Linked DNA regions of Homo sapiens: region 1 is linked to region 2. A link is an interaction called in ENCODE POLR2A ChIA-PET data of the cell type or tissue named here. Cell type or tissue: Caco-2. All regions are shown on one strand. Links, peaks and the distances in the headings refer to the core of each region. The heading gives the core; the rest is flanking DNA.

Region 1 (16,269 bases), core at 5,386-13,385, 93 kb after region 2:
AATTCTCTAGCACTTTCGGCTTGCCAAGCCCATGGGCAGAGCAGGCACCAATAGCCACAGAGAAATCTCTCAGACAAAGAGATGAAGGTGCCGGCAGCTGGAAGTCCAGCCAGAATGTGCAGAAATGGTAAAGGGCAGAGTGATAGAGGCAGGGCACTGACAGCCTCTGCTTCAACATACATGTGTGTAAATGCAGAGGCAGAGGCTGAGGCCAAATGCTGGCAGAGGATATCTGGGTGGGGAAAGAGGTGGCCATGGAGGGCTTATAGAATGAGTAATCCAAGAGTGTCTTAAATGTATCTGTAATGTTTTAATCTTCCTTCCTTCCTTCCCTCCCTCCCTCCTTTCTTTTCTTTTCTTTCTTCTTTCCCTTCTTTCCTTCCCCCCTTCTCCTCCTCCTCTTCCTCCTCCTCCACTTTCTTCTTCTCTTCCTTCCTTTCTTCTTTCTCTCTCTCTCTTTCTTTCTTTTTTCTTTCTTTCTTTCTTTCTTCTTTCCCTTCCTCCTCCTCCTCCTTCTTCTTCTTTCTTGCTTCTCTCTCTCTCTCTCTTTTTTTTTTCTTTTTCTTTTTGAGACAGGGTCTCGCTCTGTCTCCCAGGCTGGAGTGCAGTGATGCTATCATGGCTCATGCAGCCCCAACCTCCTGCGCTCAAGCGATCCTCCCACCTCAGCCTCCTGAGTAGCTGGGATCACAGGCACATGCCACCACACCCAGCTAATAAAAAAAAATTCTGGTAGAAATGGGGTCTTGCCATGTTGCCCAGGCTGGTCTTAAATTCCTCGGCTCAAACGATCCTCCTGTCTTGACCTCTCAAAGTGCTGGTATTACAGATGTGAGCCACCATACCTGGCCTCTAATGGTTTAATTTTTAACAAGAAGGATGCACTAATGTTTTACTAGGTGGTAAAAGGTCATTTTAAAAATAAAATACATACCCTTCAAAAAATAAAAGAAACTGAGACCTGGAGCTTTGTCAATTATAAAAAAAATGTAAAAGGATCAGCGCCTGTGTTACTGAGGCTTTGAGGATTCCATTTGTGGAGGACAGGTTTGGGGGCAGCTGATCTCTCAGTACCACGGCAGGTTAAAGTGAAAAGTGGCCCTGGTGGTGAACTGGCCACCATGTCCTGTCTGGAGGGGGAAACTTCCACTCAGCGGCAGCCAAGGAAAGACTGCTCCTCTCCCAGCAGAAGCGAGCAAATGTGCATCACCCTTCTCAGTTTAAACATATATTTATAGCTATTGGTTTTCTTTTTGTTTGTTTGTTTTTGTTTTGAGACAGGATCTCACTCTGTTGCCCAGGCTGGAGTGCAGTGGGGCAATCTTGGCTCACTGCAACCTCTGCCTCTTGAGTTCAAGCAATTCTCCTGCCTTAGCCTCCCAAGTAGCTGGGATTACAGGCACCCACTACCACGCCCAGCTAATTTTTGTATTTTTGGTTGAGACAGGGTTTCACCATGTTGGCCAGGCTTGTCTCAAACTCCTGACATCAGGTGATCCGCCTGCTGACCTCAGGTGATCCGCCTGCCTCAGCTTCCCAAAGTGCTGGGATTGCAGGCATGAGCCATTGCACCTGGCCTATTTATAGCTATTGTTTAGACGGGAAATCTGGGGGCATCCAGCAGACTAAATGGGGACCTTACTGTCATATCTCATATCCTATTGGTCAGATGGATAATAAACAAATCAACAGGTAATACATTAGGTGCATTAGTCCAGGTCCTTTTTTATTTTTTCTTTTCTTTTTCATACTTAACTTCAGCATACCCTGAGATAGTTCAAGTCCTTTGAGAAGCAGACTCCCATAGCATTAAATGTGCAAGAAATTTATTGGAGGAAATGGCTATGAGAGAAAATGGGAAGAAACCAGGAGAGGACAGGAGAGCCATCAGATAGTGGGGTACCTCTGTCCACTAATGAAAAAGAAAAGGAAGGAAGAAAGGAAGGAAGAAGAAAGGAATAAAAGGAGGACGTGTCTTGGACTGCCATGCCGTATTTTTTTTTTGTAGTTGTTGTTCTGTTTTATTTTGTTTTTTTTGAGACAGAGTCTTGCTCTGTTGCCCAGGCTGGAGTGCAGTGGCGCAGTCTTGGCTCACTGCAACCTCCGCCTCCCGGGTTCAAGCAATTCTCCTTCCTCAGCCTCCTGAGTAGCTAGGATTACAAGCATGCGCCACCACGCCCAGCTAATTTTTGTATTTTTAGTAGAGACGGGGTTTCACCATGTTGGCCAGGCTGGTCTTGAACTCCTGACCTTGTGATTCGCCCGCCTTGGCCTCCCAAAGTGCTGGGATTACAGGCGTGAGCCACTGCGCCCAGCTGCCGTGCCATTCTAAGGAAAGTTTGTCAAGGCTGTTAAGGAGCCCTTGGCCAAAGTCTCTTGACAGAGGTCCCCCAGACATGGGTGGGCTTCGGTCTCCCTGCCACACTCAGTCATTGGCTGGGAGCAGCCCATGAGAGCAGTGATGGACTTCAGAGCACAGCAGCTGAGCCGCTGATCAATTTCTCCAGTCGTACTCCTGCAGTTGGAGATCTGAGAGGTGCATCCTCATGGCCACCACGTTTAAGAGGTGGTTAGGGGCATGAAGACTAGCTGGGAACAGGCTAGACAGTGATGGGAGTTGGGGGGCAGAGGATCCTGTCTTTGCCAGGGTGATGAGGGAAGGTTGCTCTGAGAAGGTACAATCATTAGAGAGACTGAAGGAAGTGATGGAGCCTTTCTGGGTGAAGAATATTCCAGAAACAGAACATGCAATGCCCCAGAGGTATAAGCACAGTTGGTGAGTTGAAGAAGAGCAAGGAGGGCTCCAGTGGAATGATCAAGGGAGAGTTAGAAGGAGACAGATCTGAGAGGCTGAGGAGGGGATCAGATTGTGGAGGTCTTACCCACCTTGGAGAGGACTTGGGCTTTTACTCCAAGTGAGACGGAAACCCTGGGTGGGGGTTGAGCAGAGAAGGAATGCGATCTGACTTACCTTTTTTTTTTTTTTTTTTTTTGAGACGGACTCTCACTCTGTTGCCCAGGCTGGACTGCAGTGGTGCGACCTCGGCTCCCTGCAACCTCTGACTCTGGGGTTCAAGCGATTCTCCTGCCTCAGCCTCCTAAGTAGCTGGGATTACAGGCATGCGCCACCATGCCCGCCTAATTTTTGTATTTTTAGTAGAGATGGGGTTTCACCATGTTGGTCAGGCTGGTCTCCAACTCCTGACCTCAGGTGATCTGCCCGCTTCAGCCTCCCAAAGTGCTGGGATTACAGGTGTGAGCCACCATGCCCAGGATGACTTACATTTTTAAAGGCTCACTTATTTGTAAGAGGCAGAATGCAGATTCAAACCCAGCTCTATCTGACTTCAAATCTCATGCTCTATTTTCAAACTGCCCTGCCTCCTGCCTGCCTTAGAGATAAAATCATTCCAAGAAGGTTCACAGTTGCTCTGGAATTCTGAAATTGACCAAGTGTCCCAAGAGTAACATTGAACATGCTATGAGTTTTATATGTGGTTGAATAAGTGTTTGGAACACAGGCATCTCAGAGCCAGCCCTATGGCTCAGCCAGGCAAATGATCAAAGCCCTGAGTTCTCCTTTAGTGTGTTGCTCTGTCGCTCGCCATCGTGTGAGCCAGGGCCCACGCAGCCTCTTGGGGTTGTTACTCCACCTGTCCAATGAAGATTTTGATCTCCCAAGTTTCCTCCTGTTTGCAAAATCAAAGTTTTGAGCTCTATGAGAAAGAAGCTGAGGCTCAGTAAAGGGAAGACGTGAGAAGTCAGGAGTGACCCCTAACTGTCTATTAGGGACAGTAGTCACTCGGGGATAAAGACAGTTCATTCAGAAGACAGTCAGGGAACCCGAGGAGAGGGAGCTGCTGGGCTCTGCACCCCCAAGGCACTGCTCAGGGAATTGGCTCCTGTTGAGGAAATACTTTTTCCCCACCCCCATTGCTGAGCTGTTCTGAGAAGGGAAAGTTCCTGTAACTGAACAGCCTTAAGCCCTGGGCCCCCAGCGGTCTGCCTTCTTGAGAGTTCTGTTTGGGTTCCTCATTCTCCCCTTCCCCTTCATCGCCCACAGCCTCTGGGGCTGACCTCAGTGGATGATGACAGGCAGGAGAGCTGAGTGCCAGTTTGACCTACCACTGACTAGCCGGGGGACCCACTCTCCCATGGGCTTCCATTTCCCTATCTGAAAAATAACTTCATAATTCTGGTCTGTTGACTTCAGCCAAGTATGATGAGGTCCATAGAGAGTAGAACATAATATATCCATTACACGAATGTGTATGGGGGGCCTATTAGATACCAGGTGCTTCTTTTTTTGAAACATTCTTGCTCTGTAACCCAGGCTGGAGTGCAGTGGCATGACTACAACTCATTGTAGCCTCAACCTCCCAGGCTCAAGTGATCCTCCCACCTCAGCCTCCCAAGTAGCTGGGAATACAGGCACATGCCGCCATGCCTGGCTAATTTTTTTGGGTAGAGACAGGGTCTCGATATGTTGTCAGGACCAGCCTTGTACTCCTGGGCTCAAAGCAATCCTCCCACCTCAGCCTCCAAAAGTGCTGGGATTACAGGCATGAGCCCCTGCACCCAGTCTCTATAACCAGGTCCTTTTAAGGCATGGCTTCAGTGCCATCAGCTTAATGAGGTCCATATTCCTCCCATCCTCACCTACTCTAATAGGTCTAGTACCATCTTACCTTCTCTTCTACCAAAACCTGGTATCAGGGAGGTCTTTGCCATCAGCCATTTGCACTTGAGTGCAAATCACAATCCCTTATAAGAATTCCCTCTGCACTGGGCAAGACTCTTTGATGTTTAAAGGGAAATAAATCCAACTCAAAACTGGCTCAAGCAGAAGAAGGAGGTTACTGGAAAATCCCTGAGATATCAGCTTCAGGCGAGGCTTAATCCAAGGCTGAGAGTCTGCATTTCTCTATTTCTTGGGTTTGCCTTGCTGCTGCAGGCCTTTTTTTCCAGCTAGAAACCAAGGGCTGGCTCTCGTTGGCCAGAATTGAATCACATGCCCATCTCTACTTCTTTTTTTTTTTTTTTTTTTTTTTTTTTTTGAGATAGAGTCTCTCTCTGTCACCCAGGCTGGAGTGCAATGGCGCAATCTCGGCTCACTGCAACCTCCACCTCCCAGGTTCAAGCAATTCTCCAGCCTCAGCCTCCCAAGTAGCTGGGATTACAGATGCCTGCCACCAAGCCCGGCTAATTTTTTGTATTTTTAATAGAGATGGGGTTTCACCATGTTGGACAAACTCCTGACCTCTGGTGATCCACCTGCCTCTGCCTCCCAAAGTGCTGGGATTACAGGCATGAGCCACCGCGCCCATCCACCCATCTCTGCTTCTATTACTGCAACTCTCATTGGCTTGATTTGGTCACAGATCCACCTCTACAGCCAGGGGTTGGAGTCAACTCTATCCCAATCCATAAACTGAGACTAGGGGCGGAGTAATTCCCAAAGGAAAATTGGAGAACTGTTGTTAGAAGAAGGGGGGAATGGATTCTATGCAGGAAAGAGCTGCAGCTTCTTCTTTCAGAGAACTTCTAATCCAACATCTCATTTCACATTTGGAGAAACTGAGGCTCAGAGACAAGTTGAGACTTGCCTAACATCACACAATGAGCTTATAGCAGAGATGGGACCACAATCCAGGGCTTCACACCCTCAGCCCTTGCAGGTTTCTGCTTAAGCATAGAAGCTCCCAGAAAACCATCTCCAGCCCACTGGATGGATGCTCAGGCAGGCCCCGGCCTCTCCCCCTTGAGCTTGACTCTGAGAGCACAGGCCGAGTCTCTGAGTTTTCCACAGCCAGCATGGTAACCCTGGGAAGCAGCCAGGCACAAGCAAGCTGACCTCTCTCATTTCACTCAGCAGAGGCTGAGGCGGTGAGGAGCAGGTTTCAGGTTCCCAGGGACGGCAGTGGCCCGAGGAAGTATCTTTACCAGGGATCAGCAGTTTTGAGTGGGTGTGCAACCAGGCAGACTGCTTCTGCTCTCAGAGCGTGCTTTTGAAGCACATTAGATGAGAAATGCGTATGCAGAAGTTTTATACAGTCCTTCACATCCCTAGTCACATAGGACCTCAGGCCAAGCCTGAGAAGCAAGGCCTCCTATTTAGCAGGAAAGAAAAATAAGGCTCAGAGAGGGCAAATGACTTGCTCAAGGTCACATACCCAGTCAGTGGCAGAACTGCTATCCAAACTCAAGTATTCTGACTCCCAAGTTCAGCCTTCATTCTGCTACATTGGTGGATCTCAAATTTTAGTGTATATACTAATTTCCTGTAGAATTGTTAGAACTACAGATTCCAGGACCTCACTCCCAGATACTGGTTCATTCAATCCAGAGTGTGACCCAAGAATATGCAAGAATCAGTGGAGACTTTTTGAGTTCAAATGGCAGAAACCCAACTCAAATTGGCTTAAGCAAAATTGATAATTTATTTGCTCGTGGACTGGAAAAATCCTGAGGTGTATAGGCCTCAGGCATAGCTGGATCCAGGTGCTCAATTTATCTTCAGGAATTACTTTATCTCCATACCTCAGCTCTGTTGTCCTCTCTGGTGGCTTCACTCTAAAGCAGCTTTTACCTTGATGATGTTGAGGTGGCCTCCAAGAACTCCAGGTTCCTACATCTCAACAATCCTTATAGAAAGAGGGTGCTTTTTCCCTAATTTTTGCAGCAAAATCCCAGGGCAGACTGCCTCAGTGAGGAGGACGTATATGCCTACAACTGAACCAATCTCTGTAGCCAGGGGGCCAGAGGATATGGGATTCTCTGATTGGCCAGGCCTGTGTCAAGTTGCCAATTCCTGAAGGCAAGGGTGGGATCGGCCCCACCAAACTTCATGCACTAAGTGGGAGAAAGCTGGTTCTCCAAAGGAAAATCCAGGTACTGTTATCTGAAGAGGGACAGATGCTGAGGAGGCAGGAGCAAAAGAGGTTCTCTAGCCTTCTTGGCTAGAATGTTCACATGAATCGCCTGGGAACCTTGTTAAAATGCACATTCTGATTTGGGAAGTGGGGACTGAGATTCTGCATTTCTTACAGCTCCCCTGTGAGGTTGAGGCTGCTGGTTCTCACGCTAGCCACACTCTGAGCACCATATTGCATTTCTAAACTCACTCAAACCACTTTGTCACAAGGCACTCTGCAGAGAGGCCCTGGGCTACATAAACCTCTTTCTTCCACCATTCTCTCCCCACCTTCACCCCATCCCCTGTTCCCAAACTCACCCGAATAATATCAGCACCATCTGTTTGGGAACCACTCACCAACATACTATAGATTCTGCTGACAAATCACAGTTGAAGAAATTGTCCATTGTGCCCTCCAGTGACTTTTTTTTTTTTTTTTTTTTTTTTTTTTGACAGAGTCTTGCTCTGTTTCCCAGGCTGGAGTGCAGTGGCACGATCTTGGCTCACTGCAACCTCTGCTTCCCGGGTTCAAGCGATTCTCCTACCTCAGCCTCCCAAGTAGCTGGGATTACAGGTGTGCGCCGCCACACCTGGCTAATTTTTTCTGTTTTCGGTAGAGTCAGGGTTTCATCATATTGGCCAGGCTTGTCTCGAACTCCTGACCTCAAGTGATCCACCCACATCAGCCTCCTAAAGTGCTAGGATTACAGGCATGAGCCACTGCACCCAGCCCCAGTGACCTTTTTATGAGGAGCCACAGAACAAATTCTCTTTTGAATTTATACTCAAAAAATATTTGTTTCTGTCAACAGACAATTTGTTGTGCTTCCTGGGATCTTATGGTGATGTTGTACAAGTTTCCATTTTTATCTTGGCTACTAGGAAGCTCAGAGATAAATCTAGTACTCAATGGTAGTAGCAGTCCCACCCTGGGCTTCTGGTTCAATAATCTTTCCCTTCTATATGGTGTAGAGTAACCCTTTTTGAGTCTTGCAGTGCTCTGTGTATGGTTTAATATTATAAGCTCCTTCAAATCCTTTTTGGAAGTCGGTTCTTCTTTGGAGTATTCTTGACTTTCCCCCAATCTTTATCTATTCAGATCCTCCCTGTTCTTCAAAACCCAACTCATTATCTTGCTGCTCAATTATTATTGTAAACAGGTTGCTTTTTATACGAACTTACTAACATACACGTAGGCACATAAATTCATTTTAGAAGAGTGGTTTGATGTACATGTTTGCAGTTTGCATTTTTCACCCAATAAGTATTTTAGCAATCTTTGCATGGCCCCTCCTATGTTTACCACTCCCTAGTAGCTTATTTTTCTTTCATTCTTAAAACTGTGGTAAAATATGCATAACAAATTTTCCATCCTAATCATTTGCAAGTGTACACTTCAGTGGTATTCAATCCATTCAGCATGTTGTGCAACCCTCACCACCATCCATCTCCATAACTCATTTCATCTGAAACTCTACACCCATTGAACACCACTAACTCCTCACTTCCCCTTCCCCCAGCCCCTGGCAACCACCATTCTACTTTTTGTATCTCCTAATAGCTTCTTAGTATGTGGCTTCGGAATGTAATTGTGTGTCCAGTCTCCCCTTCTCAACTCGGTCATAGAGCAGGAATGTCCTGATGCTTTTACTTTTTTTTTTTTTTTTTTTTTGCCCCGTCTTATGGTGCTCAGACACTTTTACTTCCTACTACATAAAGTATGGCACGCCAGGCATGCAGCCATTCACTCACTGTGCATGACACTCCTACTGTGTGCCAGGAGACACTGGGCTAAGCACTGAGGAACGCAGGTGTGAGCACCAGCCTTTCCTGTGCTGCAGTGATGGGAGCATTCTGTCTCTGCATGTTTGCATATGGTGGCTCTGAGCCACAGACGGCTGTTGAGCACAGATGGAGTCATAGCTGAGATGTGCTCTAACAGTAAAATCCACACTGAGATGTGAAGGCTTAGTACAAAAAAAAATGTAAAGTATCTCATTCATAATTTTTATATTTATTATATGTTAATAATTTTGATATATTGGGTAAAATAAATACATCTTAAAATTAATTCACTTGTTTCTTTTTACTTTAAGAAACCTGGATGTAAAAATTTTTTTAAAAATGAAAAATAGGCCAGGCGCAGTGGCTCACACCTGAAATCCCAGTACTTTGGGAGGCCAAGGAGGACGGATCACCTGAGGTTGGGAGTTCAAGACCAGCCTGACCAACGTGGTGAAACCCTGTCTCTACTAAAAAATACAAAAATTAGCCAGGCGTAGTGGCACATGCCTGTAATCCCAGCTACTCAGGAGGCTGAGACAGGAGAATCACTTGAACCCTGGAGGCAGAGGTTGCGGTGAGTGGAGATGGCACCACCGTACTCCAGCCTGGGCAACAAGAGCAAAACTCCATCTCAAAAAAATAAATAAGTAAATGAAAATTAAAAAAAAATAAAAACTAAAAATAAATTTAAAAGGAAAATAAAAATAAAGTAAAATGAAAATAATTTTTTTTTAAAAAAGGAAAAAATAAAATAAAATAAAATTTCAATTTTAATTTTTAAAAACCTGGCTGTAGAAAACTTTAACTTATATTTGTGGCTCACATGACATTTCTGGGCCTAGTGACCATGAACATGGACATTTCTGATGCCCAGTCCACACCAGGCAGCAGACATGGTTCTCTCATTTAGGGAGACAATCACATTTTACACAAATTTGACTCCTGCCAGTGTATCACTTTCAGAAAAATCACACTTTCAGCTGGGCATGGTGGCTCATATCCCAGCACTTTGGGAGGCCAAGGTAGCAGGATCACTTGAGGTCAGGAGTTCAAGACCAGCCTGAGCAACATTGTGAGACCTGCCCCCCCTCTCTGCCCCCTGTCTCTACAGAATATAAATTTTAAAAGATTAGCCAGGCATGGTAGTTTGTAACTGTAGTCCCAGCTACTAAGGAGGCTGAGGTGGGAGGATCACTTGATCCTGGGAGGTCGAGGTTGCAGTAAGCTATGATTACACCACTGCACTCCAGCCTGGGTGACAGAGCGAGACTGTCTCTGAGAAAACAAATCACACTTTATTGTGCAAAAATGGAACTCATGGGAATTCCCTATTTTAAAAAAAGCGAACTTCTCCAGTGTTGCAGTATCTCTAGGCTTGTGGGCCAGAGGAATTGCAAACTGTGCTTGCTTCATGATCCGGGGCAGTGTCACGTCTGCCAGTAAACAGAAATAGTTGTGGTTAATGTTTCTGCAGCGCTTACTGCATGCTGGGCACTTTTACACTCATCAACTTGCTCAGTGCTCACCACCACCCTATGAGGTAGAACCCTTGCCACCCTTTCTCAGAGATGGCCTTGGATTGTGAATGAACACAGGTCTTCTGAGACCCCTCCCTCGGGACCCTGTGGCCATCTTGAATATGTACATTGATCACGTAAGTGAAGCATACAAGGTGCTCAACGCGCATGGATTGGAAATCACAAGACTCACAGCTGCAGATCAGTGGGTGCCCAGAGAGGTAGAGTGAGCTGCCCTACCTCACACAGTGCTGCTCTTCCCAGAACATCTTTATGCTGACCAAAACACACGAAATGTGATATAATTTTATGTCATATATGTCACACAAGATGCCCGTTTAATTTCCCAGAACTGTAATACACATTTATCTCAAAGAGAGATGCTGGTTTCAGTTTTAAATGCATGCAAGTACATTATAAATCTGTGCTTAATTATGATAATTTTTCAAATTAATGATCCAGCACTCCAAGAGTCTGAATGTGTTCCTTATTTTATTTCCAAAAGACAAACAAAGCAAAACCGCTCAAGTCTTGAGGTGGCAAATCTTTCCCAGTTCCCACCAGAAGAGGTAAATCCTTGTAAATAAAAGGAATCTTTTTTCATTTTTAAAAGTAACTCATCTAAGCCTAGGAGTTTGGGGTTTTTTTCCTTAAACCACAAATACATGTTTATTTTAACAAGATAAGTATAACTGAGTTCTAACTGCTTTAGAAGAAAATGGCAATTGTGCAGAGATGAGAAAAGCAAGCACTTCCTTATGTGGTTGTCACAGCCTGCCTTCTCAGCAAATGTGTGTGCACATTTTGAGAAAAGAAATGAAACATTTCTTCCACTTTTACAATTATGTTTTGACTCTACTTGGAGTAAATGTGTTTTGTTTAAGCATCCTTAAATTAATTCAATACAGCAGCAAAGTCTGCAAGCTCTACCTCCAAAATGTCCCCCAAACCTGTCCAATGCTTACCTCCTCTCTGCCCCCACACTACCCTGGGCCACCATCATCTCATACCTGAACAATTTTGGCAGATTTCTCACAGGGTTCCCTCCCCTGCTCCCCACTGTCCACGCCTCACTCAGCCACCGGTGGGATTATTTAAAGTGCAAATTGAATCCCATCATTCTCCTGCCAGAAACTTTCCATCATCCTTAGAATAAAATCCAAAGTCCTTACTGGCCCTACAGGATATGGTGGCCTTGTCACAACCACCCTCTTCCCTGCCCATGAGCTTCAGCTACACTCTCCTGCTTTCAGTGCCTCCAACTTCTCTCTAAGCACATGCCAGCCTCAGGGCCTTTGCATTTGCTGTTCCCTCTGCCTGGAACACTCTTCCCTCAGAGTGTCCCCTCACTGGCTCCTTTGTGTCATTTAGACCGCAGGTTCTGTATCCCTTTCTCTGACAGGCCTTCCCCAAATGCCCTGCCTAAAAGAGCCAGACCTGTTGTTCCCCACAGCATCCTCTCTTATTGTCCTCACACTTTTCATTAACTCAATTTGCCCTGTTATTTATTTGTTGGCCTGTTTATTGTCTCTGTCTCCCATTCGGCTGCAGTTGAGGTCCTGAGGGCGTGAACTTGCTTCTCTTCTTCACAGTTTAGAAAAGTGCCCAGTAAATCTTGGCTGTGTAAATGGATGAATGAATTACCAAACAACTCAGAGAGAGACAGAGAGAAAGAGAGGAGGAAGAGGAAGAGGAAGAAGACGAAGAAAGAGGAGGAGGAGGGAGGACAGAGGAGGGGGAAGGAGGAGGAGGGGAAGGAGGAGGAGGGGGAAGGAAGAGGAGGGGGAGCAGGAAGGAAGGGAGGGAGGGAGGGAGGGAAGGAGTTATAAGCAATTTATAAATTGATACCAGTAATACGGTGCCTTGACAAACTAGATTGTTTGAGCCATGTTATGTGACCTCATCTTGTTATTTAATATAAAAATGGCAATTTATCATCTGATAATACTGCAGTTTTTCTGTAGTGTTTGCTCTGAGCCTGACACTGCACTGAGTATTTCCCCACTGTAGGTCATATTATTGTCCCCATTTTGCCGATGAAGACCTGAGAGGTGGGTAGGGGCAGGAAAGTGGTCAGTGAGGTGCTGGTGGGGTGGAGGGGCCAAGGATCAGCTGAGGCTTTCTGACCTGAGAGCTGGCAGTGCCCACCCAACAGCTCTACCTGTTACATTTCTGTTATCCTCATGCCATCCTCTGAATAAACATCCATCACGCTGGTCCTTGGTACCCACGACAATGACAGCTTGTCAGCCCTGGGCCAGTGCTGTGGCACGTGGACATGGGGAAGCCCAGAGGTGGCAAGGATGGAGTGGGTTCCATGTGGGGAGGATAAGGGTGCATGGAGCTGGCAGGGGAGTTAAGACCGGGAAGGCCAGTGGGAGCCAGCCCGGGGGCAGGGGACCTGGAATGCCAGCATCAGAAGACTTCCCCGCATGAGGCTCTTGGTAACTGGGGCTCACCTCCCTTCTGTCTGCTGCAGGATGGGGTGCATGAAGTCCAAGTTCCTCCAGGTCGGAGGCAATACATTCTCAAAAACTGAAACCAGCGCCAGCCCACACTGTCCTGTGTACGTGCCGGATCCCACATCCACCATCAAGCCGGTGAGTAGGGGAGGTCCCAGTTTCCCTGGGGGCTGACGGATGCTGCCCCAACATTGCCCTAACAGCCTCCTGTCTTCCCAAGGTTGGGCAGGGTGAGCTTGGGGTGAAAGGGAGCTGACTGGCCACCAACAGTGTCCTGACTCGACTCTCCGGGACGCAGCGCCAGCCAGCATGCATAGGGGCAAAGAAGTCATCTCTCTTTCCTGCAGCCCAGGCTTGGCCCCTCAGCCTGAGCTCCACCAAACAGGTGTGAGTGAGCATCTCAGGCCTCCGGCCTGGGCAGAAGCAAAAGCAGTGCTGAGAAACGAGTGAACAGTAATGATAGCAGCTGAAGTGACAATGTAATGGTAGTATCAGCAGCATTGCAAAAATACAGTAACAATTGTCATACTAATAGTACCAACCATAATTGCGTGAGTATAAGACCAAGAGTAGCAGCAGGAACAACAGCAAGAGTTGTAAAAAGAGAAGCAGTCATGCTAGGAGAGGTATTTACCAACTTCTTTTATGTTTATACAAAGCTGACTATGAACCCAGCACTGTTGTAAGCCTTTACGGTTATTAACACCCTAATCCTCACAATAATCCTATTGTGTGACACACAAATACATTCTTCTTGAAAATAAAAACACAGGCCAGGTGCAGTGGCTCACACTTGTACTCCCAGCATTTTGGGAGGCTGAGGCAGGAGGATTACTTGAGCCCAGGAGTTCGAACTGCATGAGCTATGATCACGCCACTGCACTCCAGCCTGGGCAATACAGGGAGACCCTGTCTCTTTAAAAAAAAAAAAAAAAAAAAAAAAAAAGAGCTGCTTAGAATGCCATAGTTTAGGTGTCACTTCCCCCTTGCATGGACACTTAGATTGTTTCACATACATAACAGAGCCTTTATTTATGGAATATAAATCACTGGTGGGCCTGTGATTTCTCCAAACTTAGTCGGAAAACACTGATCTGGACCGACCCCTTCACTGTGTGTTGAGGGGAGGGGTCAAGCAGCATCCCCCGGTACATCCAAGACCGAAGGCCGAGGTCACAGCTCAAGAAACCTGGATCCTGGCTGGGCACAGTGGCTCACTCCTGTAATCCCAGCACTTTGGGAGGTCAGGAGTTCTAGACCAGCCGGGCCAACATGGTGAAACCCCATCTCTACTAAAAATACAAAATTAGCCAGGCATGGTGGCATGCGCCTGTAATCCCAGCTACTTGGGAGGCTGAGGCAGGAGAATCACTTGAACCCGAGAGGTGGAGGTTTCGGTGAGCTGAGATCACGCCACTGCACTCCAGCCTGGGTGACAGAGTGAGATTCCATCTCAAACAACAGCAACAACAAAAAATCTGGACCATTTTGTTTGCTGGCTCTGCCCCTAATGTGCCGTGTGGTGCCAGGCATGTCCCCTGCCGTATGTGGGCCTCCTCCCACGACATGCAGGGCTAGGGTAAGATGCTCTTGGGTGTCCTTCTCAACACAGACCTTCCACGGGTCCCCACACATTGGTCAGATTCATTCTCTTCTCTCATTTCTTCCCCACAGGGGCCTAATAGCCACAACAGCAACACACCAGGAATCAGGGAGGGTAAGTATCTACGAGCAGATGCAGTGGAGTCATGTGTCCTGCAGAGGACTCCGCTAGGTTCTCCCTTAGCTTGAGGCATAAATCCCAAACAGTCAAACCCCTGTCGAGAATCCCCAAAATTTCCTCTGAAGTGCTTTGCGCAGGCTATTGTGTTTCTAGAACGCTGTTTAGTAACATGAACAAAACATATTTAGCTTTAAACTTGAGAATCACACCCAGCATGGTGAGACGCCTACTTATACTTGGAACCACATATCGATGGGTGCGGAGCTGTTCCAGGTGCCGGGTGAGGGTCACCAAGGGCTGTGGATGCACTTAGACGAAACCTCACCCTCTGTGTGTCTCCCTTCCCAGCAGGCTCTGAGGACATCATCGTGGTTGCCCTGTATGATTACGAGGCCATTCACCACGAAGACCTCAGCTTCCAGAAGGGGGACCAGATGGTGGTCCTAGAGGAGTGAGTCCCCATCCCACTCCCCCTAAGACAGACCTGCCTCCTCTACTCAACTATGTGCTCTTTTGTGCTTCCATAAAGAACCTGATAGATGGGCTATCTTATCCTGGGTATAAATGTCTAATGAGAAGCTAATCACAATAGTGGAGGAAGGGTTTGCTGTCAACCTGGATGAAGGGGATTGTGCACTTACTGAGAGTGCACGTCCAGCCTGAGATGAACAGGTGACGCTTTCTCAGGGAAGCCTTTCTAGGGCTCCTGCGATTAAGCCACCGGCTTTACCTGTGGACCAGGCCCCATCGAGTCGACCTTGCATTTGGAAATCCTTGGATCTCTGAGTTTGCCACCTCGGATCTCCTACAGCCTTCACCATCATGGGTATAGTGTCCAGGATGTGCTGAAGCCCGAGAACGGGAGTGGTCATGCCTGGTCGGACTCCCAAGCCCACTCTCCCCTATTCTCAGCCCCAGCTGAACCATTCTGAGTCTCTATAGGCACAGGACCCTGCCATGGGTATAGCTAATAAGACCAAAGCTGCAAGTCCAGGGAAAAGGAGTGGAGCCAGAGACCCAGGGCTCTGGGCTGTGGACAGGGAGATTCCAGACCCTCAGATGCACAGCAGGAACTGTTGTAAGGATCCCTACCCTAATCATGGCCACATGCTGGGGCTGACATAGTCACAGCCCTGTCCTTCACCCTACTGGCTTTCTGGAGGCAGGGAGTTTTCTAGGTCAAGGCTGGGGAGCTTGAGGAGACTGGAGAATGATCCTTCTGTCCCTAACACCTTTACTCCCTCATGTCCCTCAGATCCGGGGAGTGGTGGAAGGCTCGATCCCTGGCCACCCGGAAGGAGGGCTACATCCCAAGCAACTATGTCGCCCGCGTTGACTCTCTGGAGACAGAGGAGTAAGTATCCTATTTCCTACCTTCCAGAAAGAGGCATGAGCAAAGCCAGCCTTGTTTGCAACTCAGGACGTCTGCACACACTGTACCACTGCCTGGCACATACTCTTCCCAGGGCTCTGGGCTTGGCTGGCTCCTTCTCTTCCTTCAGGTTTCATCCTTCCAGTCAGGGAAGAGAGGCTAAAGTGGGTCCCAGCTGTGACTCTGTCTTGTGGAAACCTGTTTTAATCCCTTCTGAACATGTTTTACTAGCAAAACGACCTGGTTTCTTTGGTTGGTTACACGTGCATTCTCTGCCTGCCCTGCAAGGAAGAGAGCTGGTGAGAGCGGGGACTTTGTCTGCTTCTGCATCCTCGGCACAGGCTGGCATGCAGTCAGTGCTCAATAAATATTGTTGAATGAAGCACACGGTCTTGCCAAGGAGGGTTTCTGGAGAGGTGAGACAGCTCACACCTGGCCAGTCGTCCCTCATTTGTTGTTTTGTTTTGTTTTGAGACAGGGTCTCACTCTGTTGC
Region 2 (16,269 bases), core at 4,840-12,839:
CCAGTGAAAAGGAAGAGATCCAGACACATCCAAGAACTGACTGAGGACCCTCAGGGTGGCTGGGGCCAGAGTTTCTCTCCTGCCCGCTACCATCCAGGGCTCTGTGCACTTCATTAGTCTCCCTGCCTAGGGTTGTGGGAGAGAAAGAAAAATCAGAGATATTCCTTTCTAAATTACACTGGGATTCAGACCTTCCAGCCCGACCCACAAACACCCTTGCTCACTAAACATGCCTGTCAATAGGCAACTGTCAGCCTTGAATCCATCCTGGAAAACTCCCTTAATCCCTAACTCTTTCCCCTCTGTTTTCAGCCTTGGGCAACAGCTGGTACCCCAACCTCCTAAGCATGCTGAGACCAAAACAGTCCCTGGGCATGAAAAGGATGCCAGGCTGCAGGACTGCAGTTGGCTTCTCCTTCCTGACCCAGGGCAGCTCTCTCCTTTCATCCTCTCTTCCCTGCCACTCTGAGGCAGGTTGGTTCTCCCACTTCCCTTCCTCAGCTCCTCTTTCTTCAACCCCTACCCTTTGCCCCTCCTCTCTCCCTCCCCTTGAAGGGTAGCAAAGCCTATTCTGGAGCCAGATGATGGGCATGAATTTGGCTGTAGCTACTAATTGTGTCACCCTGAACAAATTAATTTCTCTGTGACTTAGTTTCTGCATCTGTAAAATGGGAGGAAAAAAGGAGCTACCTCACAAATTGTGAGGGTAGAATGAGTTAGTAATTGTAGTGTTTTGGACAGTGCCAGGCAAAGAGACACTACTATATGGATGTTTGTATAATAAATGCCTGGATACATCCAATCTGATCAAAGGCAGAGATGGGAAATGAGCTTGGGGTATCCAGGATGTGTGGGAACTCCACCCCCTCTCATAGGTTACTGCTATAATCTCCTTCTGGTCTCACCAGCCCCAGGCTGCTTCCTTGTGATCGCTTCTCTACTCTGGCTGCTGGGTCTTCTTTCTAAATCCTGATGTGACCACATAACTCCCCTGCTCAAATACTGCAGTGGTTCCCCATTGCCTGCTGGATAAAGGCCACCTTCTGGCCCCTTAGGATCTCATCCTCAGAACTCTGCAGCCCTATCTTCCCCATCTTTCTCCTCCCCTGGATCTGAGATCCAGACTTGCTTGAAGATATGCCCTCCAGTCTCAGGCCTCCAGGCCTTTGCACTTGCTCTTTCCTCCACCCGGTGTTTCCTCCCATCCCTTTCCTCTTGATGTTGGATGTTGTCCCCTTCCCTCCCCCTACTCTACTAGGGCTGTAGCCAGATGAAGGCAGTCCCCGAGAGAGGGAAAGCGGAGAGTAAGGAAGAGACAGCAACTCAGAGCTGCAGCTTTCTCAGCTTCAAAACGAAGACAATAAGAAAAGGGGACCCCTCAAGATCAAAGGAGGGGATGGAACAATATGTGAGCACTCAGGAAACTGGAAATGAGCGTTAGCATGGAGTGACTGCTAAAGGGTTACTGGGGGGCCCGCCCAAGTCCCCCAGCTCCTTTCTTCCAAGTCCCCCACCCACCCCCCCGTCAGACCCAGGCCACTGGAGGTGAACACAGGAGAAAAACGAAGTGGAGAGAATGGGAAGGGGGAGGCGATAAACAAAAAAGAAGGAAGTGCAGTCCGAGGGGAGATGAGAGACAGAAAGCATGGGGTTGGAGCCCCGCGCCTCCGAGGAAGGAGGGAGAGGGTGACCTGGGGTGCGCCCCGCCTCCCCTGCTTCCGCATTCCCGGGGGCTGCCCCCCCTTCGGCCGCAGCTCAGGCGGGTGGGGGCGGGGCGGGGCGGCGCCGAGGAGAATGAATAATTGAAGTGGAGGGGAGGAGGAAGAAGAGGAGAAGGAGGAAGAGGAGCCGCCCGCGCAGGGTCCTCCCCACGCCGCACCCCCCTCCGCCGCCCGGAAGTCGCTCCCCGCCTCCCTCTCCGCCAACATGGCCGCGAAGTCGGATGGAGCGGCGGCCTCGGCCAGCCCGGACCCGGAGGGGGCTGCCGGTGGAGCCCGGGGCAGTGCCGGCGGGCGCGGGGAGGCGGCGGCGGCGGCCGGGCCCCCGGGGGTCGTCGGGGCGGGCGGCCCGGGGCCGCGCTACGAGCTGCGGGACTGCTGCTGGGTGCTGTGCGCGCTGCTCGTGTTCTTCTCCGACGGTGCCACGGACCTGTGGCTGGCGGCCTCCTACTACCTGCAGAATCAACACACCTACTTCAGCCTCACCTTGCTGTTCGTGCTCCTGCCCTCGCTGGTCGTGCAGTTACTGAGCTTCCGCTGGTTCGTCTACGACTACTCGGAGCCCGCAGGGTCCCCGGGACCCGCCGTCAGCACCAAGGACAGCGTAGCCGGCGGAGCCGCCATCAGCACCAAGGACAGCGCCGGCGCCTTCCGGACCAAAGAAGGCAGCCCCGAGCCGGGTCCCCAGCCTGCGCCCTCCTCGGCCAGCGCCTACCGCCGCCGCTGCTGCCGCCTCTGCATCTGGCTGCTGCAGACCCTCGTCCACCTCCTGCAGCTCGGCCAGGTCTGGAGGTAGGAGAAGCGCAGGTGGAGGGACCTGAGCCCGAGGAGTGGGGGTGGCGAAGGGCTACCTGACGTCCCAGCCCTGATCTGACCTTTCCGGGCTACCCTCCTGTCCTGACCTCCCCCCCTCCCCACCCCATTGCAGCTCTAATTTCTTCTCAGTCGGCTTCTCCCTGACCTCTGCCCCCAAGCCCTGACCAACCCCAGTGCCATCCGGTCTGACCTGGCCTTCGAGAGGGGAGGGGATGGTTCAAGAAAGGAGAGAAAGAGATCCTCAGGGGTGTGCGTGAGTGGGGAGGACCCGGGGCTCATGAAGATAAATGTGAAGCTTAAAACAGGACCACAGGGCCCTATTCTGCCATAACCCACTCCTCTCTGCCTGAGTGCCAAGCCTGGGCTCAGGAAAGATCTCAGAAGTCCTTTCCTGCTCGCAAAGATCCTCAGTTCAGAATTGCAGCTCATTCACAACCTGCAAGGAGAGTCACAGAATTTGAGACAGCTAAATGAATATCCCGCCTAAACTTCTTGGACTTTTTGGAGAAAGATATGCTGGACCCAACTGGGGAGCCCTCAGGCTCCTTCTACTTCCTATGACCCCCTCTCCCCCAGCTAAGGGTCCTCCCCTTCCAACAGGGCCAAGGGGATTTGGAATCTTGAATCTGAGATTAGATGGCCACTGGCTGCCCTTTAATCCCGAACTGGTAAGGCAAAACTGAGGCTTTGTTCAAGCTGCCCACTTTCAGTCTTCTTCCTCTGCCAGAACTGAGGGTGCCTGCTGCACTGAGTTAAGTGGAGAGAGGAGGAATTCTAAACCTAGGGCTCCTCTTGAATCTGAATTGCTATTTAGTAGCTTAGGCCCTTCTGTGCTCTAACAGAATGAACTTGCTTACTATATGATCTTAGGCAAGCCGCCCTCCTCCTTCCAAGCCTCAGTTTCCTCTTCTGTGAAATGAGGGAGAATCCCTACTCCTCTTATCTCATTGTCTTATCATTGCATTATTCTTACCTGTTGGGATGGTCAGGTGAGAGGTCTGCATGAGGGCCCTGCAGACTGTAACATTTTAAGAGTGTGGGGAAAGCATGGAAAAAGTCACTCTAGAGATATAAAGGGTGATTACTGCTGTTGTTATATTTATTCTGCTACTTGTTAACACATTCTGCCTAACTCAGAAGATTCAGTTTGGGGCTGAGGGTTGAAAACAGGACTCCTAGGGTTTGTCCCAGCTGCTCACTTGCTGTGTCACTCTTGTTGTGTTGTCGAATCTCTCTGCCTTTGTTTCCCTATCTATTCCTGCCAAGATGATGTGTATATTCCACTTAGCTTATCCTGGAGGAAAAGGGGGCGGAGCTCTATCCACACAAGGTGGTGTTATTATTATTAGCGTGACACATAAAAATATTCATGTCTACATCCAGGAACTAATCTGCATTTATCATTCTGTGCCCGAGTGGACAGATGGTGAAAGATATTTTTAGATTCTGAAATGGTAACTTCCTATTCTTGGTAGGAAGCTTCATCCCCCTTTTCCTTCAGCCTAAAGTGGGCCAGATGCCCCTCGACTCACTGGCTATCCCCCCATTCAGAATCCACTTACAAGAAACTAATACTTCTCTTCTTTGTTAAGCATAAACTGAGTTTCCCTCAAATAGGGCAAAAATGGCCATGGGTGTGGGGTCCCAGGGGAGTAGCTAGAATTGCTAAGGATCCCCTCAGCTCTATGGTTTCTTGGATATGGATAAAAGGACTAGCTATTTCTACTATCTCCCATTTGCAAAATGAGGAGGCTGGGATGAGATAAGTTTGTAGGGATAACAATCTAATAGCTCTTAGGTTGAATGTGGCTTGTGGAAGTGTTTTGTGTGGCTTGCATAGTATTTTAAAAACCCAGAGTCGTAGCTTCCCTTTAAAAAAATTGGATCTAGCAGTATCAATCCTGTAACAATTTAGAAAGAGTCTATGTGCTCTAATTTGTCCATCTTTCCCTTTGATCATATCTGTACTATTTCACTTAGACATGAAAGCCCTAATTTACAGTTCTATAACAATTATTTTATTAAACACTGACTTTGTGCCAAGCCTACTGGTTGCCTTTTTACCTGCTTTATTTCCTGTACCCCTTCTAATCATCCTGTCATGTGGTTAGCATTATAATTTCTACTTGACAGATGAGGGAATGGAGGCTCAGAGAGGGGGCATCCTTGTCCAAGGTCACACAGCTAGGAACTTGAAGAGCTGAGACTCCAGGCTCTCTGCCTTTAAAGCCTGAGTTCAATTTATCCACCTTGTAATTCTGCCACTAAAGTGTCCCTCAAGCTTAAAGAAGTATGAATCTGAGATTCCAAGATTCCAGTATGATAGAAAGTCAGGGCTTCTGTTGCACTGAGATAAGAATGTGAAAAGAGGGGCAGGGAGTTGAACTATGTGGGTGAGGACGGGAACAGTGTGTATTGTGGGGAAAAGGCTGGATTCGGGGGTGGTCTGGTCAGGAGGCTGACATCTTTATCCTAGTTTGTAACTATAGTTTGCTGGGTGACCTTGGGCAAGGCTCTTTCCATCTTTGGGTCTCGGTTTCCCTGTGTGTGAAATGAGATTCAATGTGATGACCTTAAGAGTTTCCCATTCCTGAAATTCTGACTCTGGGTCTATTGCCAAAGCAAAAGCCTCTGGGCCCTTGCCCCCAAAATCTTTGGATTCTAAAATGGCTAAGGGCCTGGATAAATGGAGGGAAAACCCAGAGAAGGTATAGAGAAGCTGCAGGGGCTGGCATTCCTAGAAATTAAGCAATGTTGGCCCAGCACATTTGCTTACCACGTGAGATGTTCCCACAGATGTTCTGAGTGGTGGGGCCTGGGGTAATGAAGAGGGAGATGTGTGATTGAGTCCTCCAGAATCACACCTGGGAGGCTAGGCAGTCACTCACCTCCTGATCCCATTTCCTCAATTCTGAATAAAATAATTATAATCATGAAGATATTTTTCAACCTCTTAGACTTGTAAAATCCTGAATTAAAAATTCAAATGCTTTGAGGACCCAGGCAGGTAACAGACCATAAGACCATAAGATACAAGGGGTGTCAGACAAGAGGACATTCAGGGGCAAGTAGTGTCCGAGGAAAAGGGAAGCTCCAGCTGATCATGCCATGAGAAATCGTGGACCCAGTCTTGATTTCTCAAGAGAAATGGGAAATTGGGATTTTTCCGTGAACTCTCCAAAATTTAACTACTAATTAAAATGTTTAAAAATAGTGTCAACCAAAGGAAACATATTTATTAGCCTGTCTTCTTTGTAACCTCTGGTTTAGCTCTTCAAATTGATAAGGTCTTTTCACACAGAAGATTTTATTACTAATTTAAACATAAAATGAAGCTCTGAAGAGAGAGAGGAGGAGAAAGCATACACAGACACTGCACACCTACCGTGTCCCCACAGGCCCTGTGTGAGTGTTTCAGGCATGTGATCTCATGTTACTCTGAAACCCTCCCCCCTGGTGACTATTGATATACCCATTTATCAGATAAGGAACCTTGTCCAAAAGTCACCCACTGAGGAAGTGAGGAAAGGTGATCAGTCCCAAACCTAGCTCTATCTTTTACACCACACACTGGCTACTTTGGGACATGCCAGAACAATATCTTTGTGCACAGAGAGATTGAACTCTGAGGGAACAGCAAACAGATCCTCTGGCGGGGCACGAAGCTGGCTGTGGCCTGGACACCAACCTGCAACTTCATCCCTCCCTTCCCTTTAAACTCTCTGAGCTGTTAAACTGCCCAGGGTTCTTAAGCTAATTAAAGTCCTAACCCTGTCCCCTCTGACCCTGTAGGCAGCAGAGCAGTAAGCCATGAATCCTGCTTTTCCTAATCTTGAGCTCAGTGGGCCCCAGCTTCACCCAGATAAGCATGGTTTGCTAAGCCAATTAGTGGGAGACGATCTGACATGGGATTCCTGCCAGGCTTTCGGGATCTGGGAACCCCAAAATGGGGAGAAAATTAGGCAATTGGGATTTAGGGGCCCTCCCTCTAATGCCCTCTCTATGCATAGGCCCAGACACTGCACTCTATGTCACCTAAGAAGCCCTGCATGACAGAGAAGTTCTGGAATGAGTTAGTGACCTATTGGAAGGAAATGTCAGGCTCTGGATTTCCCCTCTGGGAAACTACATTCTTGGCATAACGGTTGAGAGGGTTGAGAGCACGGACTCTAGATTCAAGTGTCCTCAGTTTAAATCCAGACTTTACTACTTCTTATATGTGACCTTGACAAGGCAAATAATCTCTCATCCGTTGTAAACTAGGGACCAAAATTGTACCCACCCGCCTCTTAGGTTGTTTCAAGGTTTAATGAGATAATGTGTAAGGGTTCAGCAAAGGGCTCATTCCATCGTTAAATGCTCAGAAACTGCTGGCAATGATTAGTGCATTAGCTTGGGCTTTGCTCCCTGTGGAACAAAGCTTTGTTCACGGAGCACATGGCAGGACAGCAAGGGGGTCCTGAAGTCCCTTGAAGCCATAATGACATGGCAGTCATTCATTTAATCTGCAGTCATTCATTCAGCAGACATTTATTAAGCACCTGCTGTATACCAGGCACTGTTCTAAGTGCTGGGAATAGAGTGGTGAACAAGACAAAGTCCTTGCCCTCTTGGAGCTCAATAGCCTAATGAAGGAACCAATAAGAAAATAAACTATGATATATATTATATGGGATATATAATACCTGGGCCAGATCGTGATAAGTGCTATGGGGAAAAAAATGAAACAGGGCAGGGAGCTACTGGAGTGCCAGGGAGAGGTGTGGCTCTTTGAGATAGGGTGGTCAGGGTGGACCTCTCCAAGGAGGTGGCATGTGGGCAAAGGGCTGCACGAGGTGAGGACAAGCTGTGTAGAGGTCTTGGGGAGGGTTTTGCAGGCAAAGGAAAAGGGAAGGGCAAGGAGAAGGCCTGTGTGGCAGAAATAGAGTGAGGGGAGCATGTTTGGAGATGCTGGTGGACAGATTGGCAGGGGCGAGGTCATGCAGGGCCTCAGAGGCCATGGCAAGGACTAGGGCTTTTACTCTTCATGACACGGGGAGCCCAGGATAATTTGGCCAGAGAAGGAACATGATCTTGACTTGTGTTTTGCAATGTCCACTCTGGCTGCTGGGTGGGGAATAGACTGGAGGGGCCGGGCACAGTGGCTCACGCTTGTAATCCCAGCACTTTGGGAGGCCGAGGCAGGCGGATCACGAGGTCAAGAGATCGAGACCATCCTGGCCAACATGGTGAAAGCCGGTCTCTACTAAAAATACAAAAATTAGCTGGGCATGGTGGTGCGCACCTGTAATCCCAGCTACTCGGGAGGCGGAGGCAGGAGAATCGCTTGAACCTGGCAGGTGGAGGTTGCAGTGAGCCGAGAGTGAGCCACTGCACTCCAGCCTGGGTGACAGAGCAAGACTCCATCTCAAGAGAAAAAGCATAAAAAAGAGAGAGAATAGACTGGAGGGAGGCAGAGTAAGCCTGGAGATGCATGAGGAGGCTGCTACAAAGATGCAGGAGAGAGACAATGGAGACTGGATCAAACTGTAGCAACAGGGATGGGGGTCTGCTTCAGGCTGAGCTAATGCGACCTCTTTCCTTCTTTGGTCCTCAGTCTCTCCACTGGGGCCAGAGTTAATGGTTCAGCATCCACTCTCTGGAATCAGCCATATCCTGCACCTGCCACTTTCTGTGATTTGGGGCAAGTGGCATGACTTGTCTGTGCCTTGATTTTCTCATCTGCTAAATGGACACTCTAATAATAGCACCTATCGCATGGTGCTTGAGGTAGTAGAAAATTAAATAATGTTTAGTGTTCAGCACAGTGCCTGGAACATAGGAAGTTCTCAACAATGATAATTAGACATTGTTATTTGTAAAACAGGTCAGGGGTTGGATTCCATCATTTTCAAACTGTGTTTTATAGCCCTGTCTCCATCATTTTAACCCAAGTATCTCTGAATGTCTCTTTTATGACATGTCTAAGATTTTGTTTTGAATAATCTGTCCTACAGCTGACACTTGATTACAGTCCCCTGAACTCAGTGACCATCCATGAGGTTCCTCCCTGCTCTGCCTTTGTAGGGTTGTTCCAGTTTGGGCCTCACCACTCACCTCCTGGGAGACCCCTCTCCAGGAGGCTCTCCACCCCCACCCTGCCTCCTCCCCTTGCCCATCCAGCTGCCATGGACCATTAGAGCTGCTCCTAACAGACACAGCGGCGGCGGTTGGGCCCAGCGTCCCCTGTTTGATCTATAAAGACCACACAGGAGAAGCTCTGGGGAGTGGGAGGGCGGAGGGCTGCCAGGAAATGGCTTTGAACCCAGCATCTGGGGCGCAGGTCCCTGGGGAGAGGAGGGAGGATGGTTGGGATCTTCTCTGGCCTCTCTGTTCACCACCCTGCCTTTGTTAGGGCATCCAAATTCCTCCCCTGGGAAATCCTATCAGCCTCCGGTTATCACCCCCAACCCCCAATCCCGCCTCCACCTGCAGGCAGAGCGATGGCTCCCCTATGTCCCTAGAGCAAGTCCCTGTGCTTTAGCCTGGCTTTGAGGCCCTTTGCCCCCTGATCTTTTGTCTTTCCTCCCTGCTCTACCCACATGACAACCTGCTCCCCACCCCCTTGCTCTCCATTGCCTGCAGTCCTTCCTCCAGCAACACCCAACACCAGTTTCCAGTCTCCTCCCAGTGAAATTCTGCACGTCCTTCCAGGCTGAGCTCAAATGCCACCTCTTCTAAGAAGCTTTCTCTGAACAAATCCCACACATGCTACCCTCTGCCCCCCAGAAACCACCTCCCACTCACTCAACCAGGCAAAAGTCATTGTTCTAAAGTGGAAAATGTTTGGCTGTTTTGTCTGTTGATCAAAAAGCTATACATTCTTGTTGAAACCTCAGGCAATATAGAAAAGGCATAAAGAGATTCCCCTCTGCTCATTATCTCTTGGGGCGGGAGGGGTGGGGTCAGGGGAGATTTCCACTTATTAAGTAGATATTTCTTGCATTGCTTGAAGATTTTGCCTCTGGTTTTCAGTTAGCTAAAAAAATGCATGTATAGATTTGTCTATTTTTTAAAAATCAGTATAAAAATGAAATTTATTATACTTACTGTTTATTAAGACTTAGATTCGATCATTTCTCTTGACAATCCTGCCAGGTAGAGACTGCGAGGATGAAGAAGAGAACTGTAGACCCAAAACCCTGGCTCTGCCACATATGAGCTGTGTGGCTTTGAGCAAGTCACTTAACCTTTCTGGACCTCAGCTTTCTCATCTGTGAAATGGGCATCATAACAATCCCTACCCAGGTCTCCATTGTGAAGGCTGATTCAATTAATATATATGTGCTCTGCACAGTACTCAGCACATAGTGGTGCTCAGTTAGTGTTTGCTAGCATTATTGGCCCCATTTTACAGATGTGGAAATTGAGGCACAGAGAAGAGTGGCCTTCCAATTCATAAGGAGCAAAGCTAGGGTTTGAAGCCATGAGGTCAGGCTCCCAAACCCACATGTGGAACCACCAAACTATACTGTCTTCTGCTAGTTAAGTGTATTCTTACAAACAATCAATCATGTATTGTTTAGAGAAGCAGAAGAAAAAATATCAGAAAAGTATTTTTATTTTTTTTTATTTTTTTTGAGACAGAGTCTCGCTCTGTCTCCCAGGCTGGAGTGCAGTGGCTCGATCTCGGCTCACTGCAACCTCTGCCTCCCCGGTTCAAGCGATTCTCCTGCCTCAGCCTCCCGAGTAGCTGGGATTACATGTGCCCACCCCCACACCCAGCTAATTTTTGTATTTTTAGTAGAAACGGGGTTTCACCATATTGGCCAGACTGGTCTCGAACTTCTGACCTCAGGCGATCCACCTGCCTCGGCCTCCCAAAGTGCTGGGATTACAGGCGTGAGCCACCACACCAGGCCAGAAAAGTATTTTTAAATTTGTATTTTAATGTAAAGTCCCCACTGTTAACATTCTGGGTTCTTCCCCTCAGACTTCCTCCCCAGGCACAATTACTCATTCCTTTTTACCCCACAGCACTGATCACATTTTGTTGTGATCATCTACCCACCTGGCTGGCTTTCCCGCTGGATCACAAACCCCTGGGGAGTTGAGGCTTTGTTGCTTTTTCTTTCTGTCTCCCATGGTGACTAGCACAGATTAGATCCTCTGTTACTGTTGGTGGTCTTGCACCCAGCCAGCTCTAGTGAGGTCTATGGTGGGTTCTTGCAACATGAAGCCAGTTGAAGCTGGCATTTGGCAGGGTGCTGAATGTGCGAGCTTTCTGCAGTTGTGGACACAGCACTGAGGTCTGTTAGGCCTACATCCACAGCCTTTAAAACTGTCCACGGCCTAAGGCTAAGGAAAGAGGAGGTAGTAGGAACAACCCTGGGTTGGGTTCCCAGAATGATACAGTTGTGGCTGACTTAGGAGATGGAGGAAGTCAAGTTCCTTGTATGCAGTAGGTACTCAATAAATGTTGGTGTGAACTGGATTGAACCTTTGAGATCAGAATCTTGGACAAGTCACTTCGCACCTAGGGTTCAGTTACTCCATCTGTAAAGTAACTTCAGAATTCTGGTGAGTTTTCCTAGGACTTGGACAAGAAAGCAGAGTAGCTGAGAGCTTGGGGCACCAGCGCAGATCAAGGAGCCATGACATCCTAGTTGCGTGACCCTGGGGAAGTTGCTCCACCAGCCACAGCTCCTGTCTCATCTGTGAAATGGGGATAGTGATAGTATCCACATCTTAAGGTTTTTATAAGGATGTCTTGAGATAATGTAAATGCACAGGGCTTGTCACATAGTATATGCCCAGAAAACATCTACTACAATGACTATTATTATTGGCCCAAGTCACAGCCCATCCTACTTGCTTAGTAACAAGATGGGGTTAGGACAGGGGCATAAGGGGTCCTAACTCTCACCCACTGACCCCCTATCGAGGAAGGAGAGTTGTTCTATGGCTCCAGAGATACTGTGAGGGCAGATGCGAACTCAAAGTAAAGGGAGGCACAGTCTTTGGAATAGAAGCAAGAACACACTGTCAATCAGGCTGTTCCCGAGGGTGTGAACTCCACATCAGCAGAGGTGTCCAGATGGAAGTGGCTAACTTTGGCAGGGATGCTGTATCAGGGACTCTTGCTTCAGTCTGGAGGATAAACTAGATGATCTCTAAAGCCCCTTAGTTCTGTGTCTGTAGCTCTATCCTTGGGACTTTATGATACTCGCTTCCATGATGTTTAACCACCAGACCACAGGTTGCAAATCAGTGGCCTATGGGCAAATCCAGCCTCAAGAGTGTTGGTTTGGTCCGCAAAGGACTTTTTTCTCCTACTTTTTTTTTTTATTTTTTTTGCTTTTTGAGATGGTCACGCTCTGTTGCCTAGGCTGAAGTGCAGTGGCACGATCTCAGTTCACTCTAGCCTCCGCCTCCCAGACTCAAGCGATCCTCCTGCCTCAGCCTCCTGAGTAGCTAGGACTACAGGTACACACCACCATGCCCAGCTAATTTTAAGACAATTTTTTTGTAGGGGCAGGGTCTCACTATATTGCCCAGGCTGGTCTTGAACTCCTGGGCTCAAGTGTTCCTCCTGCCTTGGCCTCCCAAAGTGCTGGGATTGCAGGCGTGAGCCACTGTGCTGGTTCTTCTCTTACTTTTTATTAAAACCTTTTATTGCAGAAAAATTTAAACACTTGAAAAAGTTGAGGAAATGGGATAATGATCCCCTACCACCTCTCTTCAACAATTATTGATTCCTGGCCAACCTTGTTTTATCTAGGGCAGCACCATCCAGTAGAACTTTCTGCAGTCATGAAAATGTCCTATATCTGCACTATCCAATATAGTAGCCACTATAGAGCACTTGGCATGTGGCCGGTATGACTGAGGAACTAAATTTTAAACTCTTTACTTGTAATTATTTACTTGTAATTAATCAAAATCTAAATAATCATACATGGCAAGCATTGAACATGTAGGTGTTAGAGAGCATAGTTGCAGGCCCCACCCCATTTCCTTCCCTTCCGTGTTATTTTCAAGCAAATTTCAAACATCTCTAAAAAGATAGACTTCAAAAACATCGCTAAGTTGCTGGGCATGGTGGCTCATGCCTGTAATCCCAGCACTTTGGGAGGCCGAGGTGGGAAGATCACTTGAGGTCAGGAGTTCAAGACCAGCCTGGCCAACATGGTGAAACCCTGTCTCTACTAAAAATACAAAAATTAGCTGGGCATGGTGGCACACGCCTGTAGTCCCAGCTACTCAGGAGGCTGAGGCAGGAGAATTGCTTGAACCTGGGAGGCGGAGGTTGCAGTGAGCTGAGATCACACCACTGTACTCCAGCCTGGGCGACAGAGTGAGACTCTGTCTCAAAAAAAAAAAAAAATTGTTAAAATATGTAATACTGCTATCACACCTACAAAATGGAATTATGATTTCTTTTTTTCTTTTCTTTTTCTTTTTTTTTTAAAGAGAAGGTTTCACTCTGCCACCCAGGCAAGAATGCAGTGCCACAGTCATGGCTTACTGAAGCCTGGAACTCTTGGGCTCAAGAGATCCTCCCACCTTGGCCTCCCAAAGTGCTGGGATCACAGGCATAAGCCACTACACCAGCCTAATTTCTTAAAAATTCATATGGTATTTCTTTAATTTATTGTGAACATTTCCAAATTGAGATTTTCCCCTTGTTTTTCTTTTTGCATAAATATCCTAATATCCACCTATTCTTGAAAAATTGAAACTCCAGCCATGTTGGGCTCATATTCTCCCAGGGCATCAGTTGGCTGGAACTGACAGGTGGCTGCCTCTGTAGACAGGCCACATAGTTCCCCAGTCCCTCATAATGATAGCAGCTGAGCCCCTTTAAGCATTGGCATTTGAGACCCTGGCTACCATGTAGAATCTCACACCCAGACTAGGGGCAGATACAAGTGATGTTTTCTCCCTGCCTTGGTCCCGTGATACCTTCAGATGCCATCGGGAGGATGGAATCTAACCCCCTCCCCCACTGGCTTATGACATACCAAATCCACATGAGGATATCAAGCAAAGAGAGAAAGGGGGAACAAAAGGCCTTGGGCTAGAGTATGGGGTCCTGGGTTTTAGTCTCTTCTCTGCACCCATTTCACAGATGGGGAAACTGAGGTCCAGAGAGGAGAGGAGAGCTGGCTGCATTCATACAGTGAGGGATGTGGGAGGCCAGAACCTAGTCCCCAAATGCTTTGCTGAAGAGGGGCTGCCCATTCCTCTGCTGTGCAAAAGAGGGACGCTGGCTGGGAGCTGATGAGGGTGAGTGGGATGGGAGAGGGTCTCAGCTTCTCAGTTAGGGCCTAAAATTAGTGGCTGGGAAATGTTTGGCTTTAGCCCAGAAAAAAAAAAAAAAAAAAAAGAGGTGCTGTGACTCTGTAGGGGGCTGCTAAGGAGGAGGGAGACAGCCCAGCTCCAGCTCCCAGCACCACATGAAATGGGAGCCAAACGTGTAAAATCACATTCTTTACTGACATTTATGACTCATTTGGCTGACAACCCCAGGAAGGTCCTATTTTGTATTCTTGCAGGAGCACTCAACGTTAAGGGGTAGGCAGATGGGGAGGGGGCCTCAGGGCCATCCCCCCAACCCCCCGCAAAAGTTTCTGGGCTTCATTGCAGGTGAGGAGGCTATATAGCTGGGAACCCAATGTTTCCTAGAGAACCCATAGACCAGATTTGGGTTCCCATGCCCCACGGTGAAATGGGGGAGTTGGCCAGCCCTGGTTTGGGATGCAACTCTGATGCTTTCTGGCCATGTGACCTTGGGCAAGTCATTTCTCTAATGGCTCTAGACTCTATTCCCCTGTGTCCGGGCCATCCTTACCTCTCACCTGGCAACTGGTCTCCTGTCTTTCACTCTTGCCCTCCTGCAATCTGTTCCCCACAGCCAGGATGCTTCCTCTGACATGCAGAAGTGGTATCTAATCTTGTCACTTTCCTGTTTAAAACCTTCCTGTGGCTCTCCATCACTCTTAAGATAAAGACCAGGCCGGGCATGATGGTTCACACCTGTAATCCCAGCACTTTGGGAGGCCAAGGCAGGAGAATTGCCTGAGCTCAGGAGTTCGAGACCAGCCTGGGCAACGTAGAGAGACCTTATCTCTACTAAAAATTTAAAAAAATATATCCTGGCATGGTGGTATATGCCTATGTTCCCAGCTACTCAGGGGGCTGAGGTGGGAGGATTGCTTGAGCCCAGGAGGTCGAGGCCGCAATGAGCTGTGCTCTCATCACTGCACTCCAGCCTGGGTAACAGAGTGAGACCCTGTCTCAAAAAAAAAAAAAAAAAATGGCCAGGTGCTGTGGCTCATGCCTGTAATCCTAGCACTTTGGGAGGCACAGGGAGGTGATCACTTGAGGTCAGGAGTTTGAGAATAGCCCCATCAACATGGTGAAACCCTGTCTCTACAAAAAAAAAAAAAATACAAAAATCAGCTGGGTGCAGTTGCCCACGCCTGAAGTCCCAGCTACTTGGGATGCCCCTGAGGCAGAAGAATCACTTGAACCCAGAGGGCAGGGGTTGCGGCGAGCTGAGATGGCGCCACTGCACTCCAGCTTGGGCAACAGAGCAAGACCCTGTCTCAAAAACAACAACAACAATAAAAAAGATAAAGACCAGCCAGTCACAGTGGCTCACGCCTGTAATCCCAGCCCTTTGGGAGGCTGAGATGGGTGGATCACCTGAGGTCAGGATTTTGAGATCAGCCTGGCCAACATGGCAAAACCCCGTCTCTACTAAAAATACAAAAATTAGCCAGGTGTGGTGGCATGTATCTGTAATCCCAGCTACTCGGGAGGCTGAGGCAGGAGAATCGCCTGAACCTGGGAGGTAGAGGTTGCAGTGAGCCGAAATCGTGCCACTGCACTGCAGCCTGGGCAACAGAGTGAGACTCTGTCTAAAAACAAACAAACCAACAAACAAACAAAGAAAAAACAAAAGATAAAGGCCAAATACCATGGTTCACGTCTCCACTTCGTGTCGTGCTTTCTTCCCTTTCTTCTCCCTCCTTCTCTGACGGCAGCCATTCTGACCACTTACTGCTCCCTCCCACTTCAGGACTTTTGCCTATGTTGTTTCCTCAGCCAGAGGCTACCTTCCCTGCCTCCTTTACCTGGTTAACTCCTATGTCTGCTTCAGATCGTGGCTCAGTAGTCACCTCCTCTAGAAAGCCTTCCCTGACTGCCACACCCTTCCCAAGCTGGGCCTGGCTGTCCTCCAATAGCACTGCCATCCACAGTGCTGAAGCAGGGACCTCTGTTTGGAGCATTTCTGGAGCCCATGGAACATGCTTGTTGTTACATGTTTACTTGATGATTTAGTTAATCTTCAGGTCCCCATTAAACTGAGTTCCACCAGTGGGTTGGGTCTGTCTTGCACACCATTGTGTCCACGAGCCATTTTAGCACAGTTTGGGGTACATAGAAGGTACTCAAAAGTGCTTGGTGGACTGGGCATGGTGGCTCATGCATGTAATCCCAGTAGTTTGGGAGGCTGAGGTGGGTGGATCACCTGAGGTCAGGAGTTCGAGACCAGCCTGGCTGACATGGCGAAACCCTGTCTCTACTAAAAATACACAAATCAGCTGGGGTGTGGTGGCGCATGCCTGTAATCCCAGCTACTCGGGAGGCTGAGGCAAGAGAATCACTTGAATCCAGGAGGTGGAGGTTGCAGTGAGCTGAGATCGAGCCACTACACTCCAGCCCAGGCGACAGAGAGACTCTGTCT

What was found. Peaks named below come from ENCODE experiments on the same cell type or tissue, not always from the same donor. Only the 100,000 strongest peaks of a DNase experiment are listed, where the experiment ranks them.
Region 1: POLR2A ChIA-PET joins it to region 2 with 20 read pairs; 2 of 35 experiments call an interaction of 5 or more read pairs at or near these places.

Annotation. Positions count from the first base shown.
Region 1 is chr20:32,058,965-32,075,233 of GRCh38, forward strand. HCK (HCK proto-oncogene, Src family tyrosine kinase) reads left to right here. Exons shown (of 13, transcript NM_002110.5): 2 at 12,698-12,818; 3 at 14,355-14,397; 4 at 14,752-14,854; 5 at 15,659-15,757. Among named protein-coding and RNA genes, the nearest start is that of HCK, 15 kb to the left of the region's middle. RefSeq lists enhancers at 3,605-3,674, 5,604-5,683, 12,708-13,208 and silencers at 5,944-5,993, 8,702-8,751. In Caco-2, for the core only: no CTCF peak of the experiment used is centred there; no DNase peak of the experiment used is centred there; H3K27me3 peaks cover 131 bases.
Region 2 is chr20:31,966,250-31,982,518 of GRCh38, forward strand. XKR7 (XK related 7) reads left to right here and starts at 1,902. Exons shown (of 3, transcript NM_001011718.2): 1 at 1,902-2,510. The coding sequence starts at 1,927. RefSeq lists silencers at 2,175-2,352, 5,917-6,211 and enhancers at 5,827-6,328, 6,329-6,828, 9,991-10,492. In Caco-2, for the core only: no CTCF peak of the experiment used is centred there; a DNase peak (open chromatin) is centred at 9,096.